Linked DNA regions of Homo sapiens: all the other regions are linked to region 3. A link is a contact called in ENCODE Hi-C or POLR2A ChIA-PET data. All regions are on one chromosome and are shown on one strand. The core of a region is the stretch at or near the end of the contact, and the rest is flanking DNA. Distances in the headings are between cores, read along the strand shown.

Region 1 (3,289 bases), core at 787-3,286, 170 kb before region 3:
TCTTCTCCAAACTCCCCCAAGTAGTGCAAACATGTCCTGGAGAGCCTAGGGGAGCCCAGCAGGAGCCTCAGATGCTGCCCAGCCCACAGTGGGGCAAACCAAGGCTCCAGGAGCTTCATCCTATCCCCAAGCCCCGGGCATCACCTGGTAGGCCAGGGGCCCCCTGTGACCATCACGCTGATGCTTGGCTCTGGCCCCTCGCTAAGTCCTGGGCCTGTGAGACGTTTCACTTGGTCCACTTCTCGAACTCCGTAGCTGGTGGCAGTGGAGAGGAGAGGAGTACAGTTTTGGCAGGAGCCCAGCCAGGGAGAGACCCATCTCCACAGCAAGCTGGACATGCTGGGCATTTGTGGAATTCAGAGAGGGAAAGCCCCTGGCCCAAGGTCACAAGGTGACCTTGTCCACTGGCCCTCTGCTCTCCCACTTGCTCTCAGCTCCAGAGCCCAGACTTCATCCCAGCCAGCCCCTCCCTTGGACCAGAGTCCTAGAGGAGTGTGTGTGTTGTGTGAGCGGCTGAGTGGGAATCTCCACCCACCAGGCCTGCCCTTGGAGGAGGGAGGTGGGGGGCAGGATTGGCAACTCACTCCTGCCAGTTCCGGGAGCAGCTCCGGTCCAGGACATCCGTGTAGACCAACTCGCTCAGCTCCCGCCGCCCCCCAGAGTTTGAGGTATGAAGTTTGGTCTCTGCCTTTGCCAGATTTTGCCACATCTGGAACAAGGAGGGACTGGGAGGCAGGGCCTCAGGACTGCTGCTCAGTTAGGGGGAGGTGGGGAGGATAGGAGCAGAGTCTCTGGGGAAAATAAAGTGGCAAGAGAGCCGTTTGAGCAGGAAGCACCTGTGAGGCTGTTGCATGGCCCCTCCCCCAGCCCCCAAAGCTCTCTGGGATGGGGATGGGGGATGGGAAAGAAATGCTGAAGTGGTAGGTGAGGCCTGGGCACTGGGGTCCCTCGTCCAGGGCACACCTGCCCAGTGGCAAGTGTCATTTTATTTTTATTTATTTATTTATTTAGAGAGAGTCTCACGCCGTTCGTCGCCCAGGCTGGAGTGCAGTGGTACGATCTCAGCTCACTGCAGCCTCCACCTCCCAGGTTCAAGTGATTCTTCTCCCTCAGCCTCCCAGGTAGCTGGGACTACAGGTATGTGCCACCACACCCGGCTAAAATTTTGTATTTTCAGTAGTGACGGGGTTTCACCATGTTGGCCAGGCTGGTCTCGAACTCCTGAGTTCAGGCGATCGGCCCCGCTCAGCCTCCCAAAGTGCTGGGATTACAGGCGTGAGCCACCGCGCCCGGCCGGCACGTGCCATTTTAAACCACAAGAGCAAGGTAAGAAAAACTGGAGCCCAATATTCAATCACACAAGTACTCCCAGGCCCCCACCTCACAGAGACACTGGCACGCAGGCATGCTCAGCAGGTGTGTGTGTGAAGCCAGACACACGCATACTCACGTGCAGGCGCTCACACGTGTGCACTTGCACCATGTACACATAGCCAAAGCCGCCCCGTCAGGGTTGGGGAGGGAGTCCGGACTCAAGGATGGGCCTGGAAAGGGAGAAGTCTAAGGACAAGTGAGTGATTCCCTGGGGTCTCAAAATACTGAGGAGGTCTCCCAGATTGTCTGCTGTTAGGCAGGCAGATGGGTAAACTGAGGCATGGAATATATGAAAGGCTGCATCTGTGGCTTGATGCCCAGTGGTAGGGATTGGGGATCAAAGGCCGGTGGTGGAATGTGAGGTGGGTGGAGGGGTCTGGCTTGAGAAGGGGTGTGAGCAGGGCAGGGTGACAGTGGTGAAGGACTCACCTGGTAAGCCACAGCTCTGCAGGCATCACAGCGCAGGTGAGCGGGCATGTGGGCTGAGTACATCTCCTCATCATCCAGTTGTGGGGCTGTGGCTGTGAGTGGCGCCCTGTCCCCGAGGCCCCCTGGGATGGCCCAGGCTCCCAGCAGCAGCAGCAGCAGTGGCAGTGACAGCCTCATGGCCCCAGGAGCCAGTTCAGCAAGTGTAGTCTGTGGTTGAGGTGCAGATGTGTGTGTGCTTGTGTGGTGTGGGGACCGCCACAGAACACCTGGCCTAGACCAATGGGGAACTGACACCTCACCCCTCCCATCCTCCTCCCACTCCCTCCTCCAGGGCCCCGAAGATGCCACGTGGGCATTGTCCTCTAGCTGGACCCTGGCTCCAGCCATCTCAGCTCCATTTCACAGATAGGGAGCACTGAGGCAAGGAGAGGGGCTGGGCCTAGGCAGGAACACATAGGGGCCGATACTGCCCACATCCTGTGATCTGGCCAAGTGGCAGGCACTGTGCTGAGTGCCTTGTGGGAAGAGTTGGTTGGCTGCCGTCATCTTTTTTTGTTTCATTGACCTTTCTGAGAAATGAGACTGTCATGTTTATTCTGCCTCTTCCGACACAAAGGCTCAGAGAGAGGTGACAAATCCAAGGCCACATAGCTAGAGGGGCCATGCTGAGAAACCCAAGCCTGATTGACCCCAAGGCTCCCTGGCCACTCAACCACCAGAAGGAATGAGGTGTGGCTGCCAGCCTCCTGGGAGGCAAGTTCAGGGAGACAGGGATGCTACAGTGTTTCCAAGACACACATGGTCTCCTTCCCTAGCCCTGAGGTCCCCTCCACCCAGGCCATACCCAGGCGTGGAAGGGCACTGTGGAGGGTGTTGAGAGGCTGTGGCAGGAAATCAGGCACCTCACACCAGTTATTTCAGCCATGATGGCTCCATGGTCAGTGATTTATTACACACCAGGATGAGGTAAAGACACCTGGGGTGGCCCCAGGGCCCTCCATGCCATCGGAGCTGGCATCTCCAGCTAGAAAATGGCCAGTTGTTCTGATTCGTAGCTCTCCTAGTCAGCTTCCAGTCCAGGGCAGAGGGCAGGGACTGCTAGGGACCTGGGCCCCCTGACAGGCCTGGAACAACGAAGGCATCCATCCCCATCCCTGCCACTGCTTCTCATGGAAACTGTCCTTCCCAAACTCATCACATCACACACCAGGCTGGCAAGGGCCAGCCATTTCCGGTTCAGAACTATATACAGACCCCCACGCACACCACCTCCCACCTCATGCAGACCCCCCTCATCTCCCTCAGAGGCTCCTGGAATCTCAGGGCAACTGAAGTGCAGGCTCTGGGCCCTGTCCCTTGCTGTGACTGGTCTGTAGGGCCAGCCCCTCTCTGGCCATTGTTGCCACATCTGTTACTGGGGAGTGGAACCTGCCAAGAGCTTCAGATCCCTCTGGATACTCCACCAGGGGTATCGCTTCTACTGCTG
Region 2 (3,660 bases), core at 579-3,078, 180 kb after region 3:
TTTCTAGAGCAGGGGTATTCTGGGATGGGAGGACTGAGTGTCCCTGCTGCCTGGTCCTCAGAGTTGGCTAGCTCCCCCCATGCCCCTCATTCCCCCGCCTGCTCGCCTGTAGAGCTGTGGCCCGGGCAGCTGTCCGGCTGAGTGGGTTAGCAACACAAGACAGATGGCGAGGGATTATCTCAGCTTCTCAGAGCACGATGGTGGCAGCGGCGGGGGTGGGGGGAAGGCTCTCACACCCTCCCCATGTGTGTGTACACACACACACACAAATGCACACATGCAGCTCCCCGCTCCTGCCCCAGACCCAGCCCAGCCTCCTGCTATTTATGAGGCGGGCAGGAAGACAAGAGGAGAGATGAGATTATGAGAATTGGTGAGAACCGTGGGACTTGGCAATCTTGTCCCTGCCCCACTTGGCTCCCAGACCACAGGCTGAACCAGCTTCTCAGGCCCTTCTTGGACCCTGCCCCTGCTATTGTGATTTCTCTGCAGCTGCCACCACTGGGAATGGTACATTCAGGAGGGCATGGTTTTACAGAGAAGTTTGAGGCCCAGAGATGTGCGAGCTGCACTCAAAGTCACACAGCAAGTTTGGTTCATTAGCAGGGTAAGTTCTGGGGGGTGGCAGGTGGTGGAGTCTCTTAGCTGTCCTGGCACTGGCTGTGGGGTCCTTGGGTCTTCTGCAAACAAGGTGTTTGCCCTAGCACTTGATGCTGCAGCCCAAGGTCCCACAGGGGCATGTCACAAGGCCAGCTGCTGGCACGCAAGTACTCACAGGCACAGCCTCTTGTTCATATACACTGTCAGGCTCTGGGTGAAGGCTATGTAGAGTTGAGTGACAGAGCTGGGTCTCCAGGCTGTGTCACTGTGAAAGAATTGGGGCAGGGTTAGAACCCCACTAGAGTGAATTCTCCTACCTGTCCCTCAATTTGCCACAGGCAGATGGTGGAGGGACTTTCCAGCCTCGGCCACACACTCAGGCCCCCCTACCACCACATTTGCCCATTAACAGCCCCACTCCAAGTCCTGAGTCATCTATGCTGAGTCGCCTGGGGAGGAGTGTGGGCCAGGAGACTGGGCAGGATTTGCGAATGGCAACCCCAGGGGGCCCTTTTCCCAGCATGGGTGGGCGGGGCCGACGCAGTGGGGAAGGCAGGGTGGAGGCCTTCTGAGAGAACTTCTCTGCTCCTAGCTGCCAATGTCCTGACTTCGCCCCCGTCCCCAAGAGTGACTCAGTGTCTGCTGGATGCGGTAGTGCGGGTGCGGGGCAGTGCGGAGCTGCTGCGGGTTGCCCAGTGCCACTCCCTTCAGAGCAAACCCACTTCTTGAGGCCCCGAGGCCCCCGCCTGGGGGTCTCCTGTGTTCACGTGTGCCTGCCCAGGCTGTCAAGTGAAACATGACCTCAGGGTCAGCCTGGCCTGCCTCTGGGGCTGCATTATTTGCGGGGTTTCCAACATGATGGTACCACCCACACTGTCCGGTCACAAACAAGACCGACACCGCCAGGTTTACCTGCTCCTGCCCCCTCAAACCATTGAATCAGCCCCTCTCTTGCTATTGGATGAGAGGGGTTGCCAGGACCAAGCCCCTCCTCCCCACCGCCAAGGTGACCACACGTCTAGGTATCAGGGGTGGTGGGCCCACTGCAGAGCGCTAGGCCGAACTCATCTCCTGGATCCAGGCCAAGCTCCACCTCTCTGTCTCTCCAGACTCAAGTTGGTCATTTGTATCGTGAAAGCTGGACAAAACTATATCTAAGCTCCCCATCTTCCCTCAAAGCTTGGCCTGGGGAGCCCTACATGAAACCTTGGAGCTTCTGAGCCTTCCCCCACCCCCAGCGGGGGGCTTTTCGTTCTGTGAAGGTCTCAAAGTAACATTCTAAAGAGGCACCGTGAGAGCCAATCAGAGAGCCCATGTAAATAACGGCCCGCTGATTGGCTGTCTCCTTCACGCCCTGAACGAAACTTCAACTTCATCAACTCAGCGAAGATTTTTTCCTCTGGCCTCGCGCGCCCTGCAGAAGGCGGGGCTGGGGGGTCACCCGAGCCTTCTCCCTGCCGCAGGCTACCTGGGCCCGCCGAATGGGATCGCGCTGGGACAGGCGGGGGCGAGTGTGCCGCCCTGACCCTGGCCCCGGGGGTGTTATTCTGGTACAGAATCCCCCGCGGGGGAGGCCCGAGAAGTGAGGCACCCCCGCTTCTTTGTAGGACCGCCACAGAACGGGCTGCAGGCCGCGAGTATAGAGCTTGGCTGGGCGGGATCGATATCTGCCCGCTGGACTGATGCGCGAGGGAGGCTGCTAGACAGGCTGGCTTTGCGGCAGTGTGATGGCCGCGCAGCACCCCCTGACCCCCACGGCTCCCCAACCCCGCCATTCCCTTCATCTAGCGCTCCCGGGGAAGCCGAGGCGGGCAAGTGGCGTAGCGATGGAGGGCGCACCCAGGGGCAGCGACGCTCCCTCGCTCTGGCTCCCAGCCCTGGTGGTGGGTGCAGGAGTGAGGGTAGCCCAGGGTCGCACCCTGCTCCCAACCTCGGCTCGTCCCCACCCTCCACGGTCGTCCGCAGCTCGAGGCAGCCTGCATTTCTGCCAGTATCCTGTCCCCTCGCCCGGTCCTTCGCCCTCCTCCCACTTTCATTGTGTGTCTCCTCTCTGGCTCTGAGGTTCCTCCTCCCTCCCTTCTCTCTCTGGGTGTCTCCGTGTCTATCTCCACATCTCCATCTCCATTTCTTTCTCTGCCTGTCTCTGTCTCTAGCTGTCTCTGTCCCTCAGTCTCTGCTCAGGTCTCCGCTCGCCTCTTGCTCATTTTCGTTCCTCTCTTTGTCTGTCTGACTCTCTCTTGTCTCCCCCCCTTCAGTTACCCCCAACCCCCCGCACACACACACACCTCACAGCCCTGTTTACGACATCCCCTGGGCTGGCAGGTGGGCGGGGCTGCAGCAGAGCGGGGGTGAGAGAGGGAGACGCAGCCTCCCCCCCAGCTGTTAACCTTCACGCTTCAGGCCTCTGCGGATGGCAGAGGAGGGGGAAAGCCCAGCTGCCAGCTTGGCGGAGGTGACCGGGCGGGGGCTGGGGGCTGTCCCTCCCTCTGGGCTCGTCTCTGGGGAGATCTGGGGCCGGAAGGAATGTGGTGGAGGGCGCCTTCGGCTGAGGAAGGCTGTTGCCGGATGGGTGGCCTCCTGAAGGCTTGTGCTGGCGAGGCGGGTGCCCAAAGGGGGCTCTGAGCGGTGTCGGCCCTGCCCGCAGCCCGGCCGGACGTGGGGGCCGGCGTGAGAATCCCGCCCATCTGTGAGCCGGCCTCACGCCGTCAGACCCAATTTATCTCGCCGCCAAAGTTTCACAGCCATCTGCTCGAGTGGAACGGCTTCCAGCGCTGGCCCCACCGGGCCCCCCAGCCAGCGCGGGGATGTTTTCCAATACGACAGCATCGCCCCGCCAAAGCAAGGAGGGGGTGTAGGGGGAGGCGGCAGAGCGCGGTGCGCGGGGCTGGCAGGCAGCCCTCTCCCGCGAGCGAGCCGACCCTGAATTTTAAGCGATTGATCAGGAAGCTCAGGCCGTTCCCATCACTTTGAGCAGCCAAATGCGACGGCGCAGGGATTTCAAGGGGCCTTTGCGGAGGCGGTAATGAGGTCACCGTCACTGCGCCAGCCCGCGGGCGGGAG
Region 3 (3,411 bases), core at 451-2,950:
GCTTTGCCACTCACCTACTGTGTGGCTTTTGGCAAGATCCTTCCCTTAGTTGGGCTCCAGTTTTTTCTTCTCTATAAATTCAGGAGCTAGAATCAATGATCTGCAAGGTCCTTTCTGGATGTAGCGAAAAGGAGACATTTAGAATCAGAAAACGCCAGGGGTAGATTTCAGAATGTGGGCATTACCTCCCAGCAAAATATTCTTTACTATTCTCCTGTGTAAGGCCTCTAGCCCTGGCTTGGCTCCGTATCTCACACCAGTCATGGTGTAGGGCTGGGCACAGGGTAGGTGCTCAGTGATTTAGCTTTTTGTCTCCATCTCCTAAAAAACAATTCCAAATATTCTAGGTTTGATTTTCAGCGGACCCTCCTGATGGGTATCTGGAGCACGAGGTTGGTTTTTTTTTTTTTTTTGGAGATGGAGTTTTGCTCGTCGCCCAGGCTGGAGTGCAATGGCGTGCTCTCGGCTCACTGCAACCTCTGCCTCCTGGGTTCCAGCGATTCTCCTGCCTCAGCCTCCCCAGTAGCTGGGTTTACAGGAACCTGCCACCACTCTCGGCTATTTTTTTTTTTTTTTTTTGAGACGCATTCTTGCTGTTGCCTAGGCTGGAGTGAACTGGCGTGATCTCGGCTCACGGCAACCTCCGCCTCCCGGATTCAAGCGATTCTCCTGCCTCAGCCTCCCGAGTAGCTGGGACTACAGGCGCCTGCCACCATGCCCGGGTAATTTTTGTATATTTAGTACAGAAGGGGTTTCACTGTGTTGGCCAGGCTGGTCTCGAATTCCTGACCTCGTGATCCGCCTGCCTTGGCCTCCCAAAGTGCTGGGATTACAGGCGTGAGTGACCGTGCCCGGCCTAATTTTTGTATTTTTAGTAGAGATGGGGTTTCACCATGTTGGCCAGGCTGGTCTCGAACTCTTGACCTCAGGTGATGCGCCAGCCTCAGCCTCCCAAAGTGCTGAGATTACAGGGGTGAGTCACCGCGCCCAGCCGTTGGTTTTAACTATTTGGGGCACACACTGTGATTTTTTTTCTGACGCAGCTGGTACAGTGCTTGCTTGTAACAATTTGCAATTCACTAAGCTGAGCAGAGTCTGGACACCTCGAAGGCACACATACATGCCAGTGGCTGAGAACACAACATTCAAATCCTCTCCATCTGGGGCCTTGGTCCGGAAGGCCAATCTCACTGCAACCCGAGCGGCTATGAGACATCTCCCTCGTGGCAGGTGCCCGAGCTGTAGCCACGCGGCCTCTGGAAAGAGATGTGCTAAGTCCCAGGACTTCAGAAGAGCTCTGTGACCTTGGCCAAGTCCCTTCCTCCTTCAGGAGCGCTGCAGTGGGCCTAAGTGCCTCCTCCCGGGACTAGTACGGGGACGGTCGTGAGATCTGGACAACATTCGCCTTTTAATATTTATTGATCTTTTGTGACACGCGCGTGGGTTTCCATCAGCAATGAAGTCAACGGTCGCGGCGCTGGAGCCTGCAGAACTCGCGCTCTAGATCTCGCGAGATCTCCGCCCAGGGCTTCGCAGCGTCACGCCCTCCGGGGCCGTGGCGGCGACGGCGGTGCGTAGCTTACTCACAGGGGCGGCCCGTATCCCTCCGCCGCCGGCGCGGCTCGGCCCTCCCTCCCCTGGCCCGCCAATCCCCGCGCCTCCCGACCTGCCCCTCGGTCGGGCCCACCCCGTGCTCCGACGGCCCCACCCCGGCGGCGCAGCCCGCCCGCCCGCGCGTCCCTCGGTCCACCTGCAGCAGGGAGGAAGACAGGCAATCCCTCCGGCTGTCCGACCAAGAGAGGCCGGCCGAGCCCGAGGCTTGGGCTTTTGCTTTCTGGCGGAGGGATCTGCGGCGGTTTAGGAGGCGGCGCTGATCCTGGGAGGAAGAGGCAGCTACGGCGGCGGCGGCGGTGGCGGCTAGGGCGGCGGCGAATAAAGGGGCCGCCGCCGGGTGATGCGGTGACCGCTGCGGCAGGCCCAGGAGCTGAGTGGGCCCCGGCCCTCAGCCCGTCCCGCCGGACCCGCTTTCCTCAACTCTCCATCTTCTCCTGCCGACCGAGATCGCCGAGGCGGCCTCAGGCTCCCTAGCCCCTTCCCCGTCCCTTCCCCGCCCCCGTCCCCGCCCCGGGGGCCGCCGCCACCCGCCTCCCACCATGGCTCTGAAGAGAATCCACAAGGTAAGCGGCCGGAGGTCGGCTGCGCTGCTGGCCAGCTGAGCAGGCTGCGGCCTGCACTTCCCGCCGTAGTCTCCGTCGGGCTCGCGGCCTCCTTGGATCTTGCTGCCGGTGCTGGCCCCTCGGGGCGGCCTCCATACCCCACTCCCAGTGATGGCGCCCGTGGAGGCCCCGGCGCGCAGCCCGCGCTTAGGCCGGAGGTGCTCTCGCGGCCTCAGCGTTCCTCCCCGGCTGCCCTTCCAGGCCCGCATGGTGTGGACTCTTAGGGCTTCTCTCCAGTCTGGGACTGCCGCTGCACTTGAGGGCCATTGTCGGGCCAGGATGGCGGGGTTGGGGCCGAGGGGGGCGCTGGGGCGTTGGGCGGCCCCTTCGACAGAGGTCGAAAGGGCTTCTCGCCCCATTTCTGTTCCCTCCTCCCACACCTGCCCTAGCTCCCTCCACAAAACCGCCTGAGCTCGGGCTGACAGAGGAAGCCGTTTTGCCCGATCCACAAGTATATCCTGAGTTCACTTACCTCTTGGGTGGCAGCACACATCGGTCCACCCTGCTTGTCCAGAAACTGTTAAGAGTTGGAAGTTCAGAAGAAAAAAAAAAGGTGACTTAATGAGGGAGGAGGGAAGTAGAGGGAGAATCATTTTATTCCTTGAGGTTGCTGTATGTAGTTAGAAACTAACACTTCCGTTTTGCAGGATTGGATCTAATAGAAAAGCTGTACATTGGCAAAGGTAGAGGTAGAAACCTGAACATTGAAAACCACCAGAGAAATTATACAAAAGTTCCTTTCACAGCCTCTTCGCAAAATGGACTTGACGCTATTAGGTGATATGTTTACCGAGACTCTTAACTGGGAAGGGGTTTTACTAGATTTTGTATTAAAAAGGATTTCTTTGCTCTTTAAAGTGAAGGGTTATTTAGTTATCAATAAGGAGGTTTTCCTAATAATACATCTAGACTATAAGATTGGCTTAAAATTTATTTTTTTTCCCTTTCTGATGTTGTAACCTCTTAGTGCCACTTTCATGTTTTTTTTCTTAGAAGTAGGGAGGCACCACTATTAATTTCTGTTTGGTGTTTCACTTGGCTACTCAGATTGGCTATATTAAACCGGTAGCTACTTTTTTCTTCAATACATCTTTTTCCTTTTAGTGGAGAACGGGGTCTTGCCGTGTTGTCCAGGCTGGTGTGGAACTCCTGGGCTCAAGCTAGCCTCCTGTCTCTGCCTCCCTTAAGTGTTGGA

The links. A loop is a pair of places that touch in the nucleus more often than their neighbours do. ChIA-PET counts read pairs that join two places held with the same protein, here RNA polymerase II (POLR2A). Pooled maps may share reads with other maps.
Region 1: a loop to region 3 is called in a map of naive thymus-derived CD4-positive, alpha-beta T cell, with 7 times the contacts of the local background. The contact joins the promoter of MZB1 here to the promoter of UBE2D2 in region 3. A Hi-C loop is called at or near these places in 1 of 168 maps with a recorded cell type or tissue (naive thymus-derived CD4-positive, alpha-beta T cell), 3 of 37 single-sample maps with no recorded cell type and 12 of 50 pooled maps. POLR2A ChIA-PET finds 5 or more read pairs at or near these places in 7 of 52 experiments (GM12878, HepG2, OCI-LY7 and 4 more).
Region 2: a map of B cell shows a loop between it and region 3 (2.0-fold over the local background). The contact joins the promoter of PSD2-AS1 here to the promoter of UBE2D2 in region 3. A Hi-C loop is called at or near these places in 1 of 168 maps with a recorded cell type or tissue (B cell), 4 of 37 single-sample maps with no recorded cell type and 11 of 50 pooled maps. POLR2A ChIA-PET finds 5 or more read pairs at or near these places in 7 of 52 experiments (B cell, H1, activated CD4-positive, alpha-beta memory T cell and 4 more).

The regions. Positions count from the first base shown.
Region 1 is chr5:139,387,877-139,391,165 of GRCh38, forward strand. It overlaps MZB1 (marginal zone B and B1 cell specific protein), which reads right to left and starts at 2,037. Exons shown (of 4, transcript NM_016459.4): 1 at 1,804-2,037; 2 at 585-709; 3 at 145-255; 4 at 1-45. The coding sequence starts at 1,980. PROB1 (proline rich basic protein 1) reads right to left here. Exons shown (of 1, transcript NM_001161546.2): 1 at 2,716-3,289. RefSeq lists enhancers at 104-153, 174-721, 722-1,269, 1,270-1,817, 1,794-2,203 and a silencer at 3,174-3,223.
Region 2 is chr5:139,744,395-139,748,054 of GRCh38, forward strand. It overlaps PSD2-AS1 (PSD2 antisense RNA 1), which reads right to left and starts at 1,829. Exons shown (of 3, transcript NR_105053.2): 1 at 1,800-1,829; 2 at 776-865. It also overlaps a transcript of PSD2 not described here. RefSeq lists a silencer at 1-175 and enhancers at 1,699-2,346, 3,485-3,594.
Region 3 is chr5:139,559,639-139,563,049 of GRCh38, forward strand. UBE2D2 (ubiquitin conjugating enzyme E2 D2) reads left to right here and starts at 1,701. Exons shown (of 7, transcript NM_003339.3): 1 at 1,701-2,177. The coding sequence starts at 2,154. RefSeq lists enhancers at 1,277-1,446, 2,607-2,656, 2,747-2,866 and a silencer at 1,477-2,136.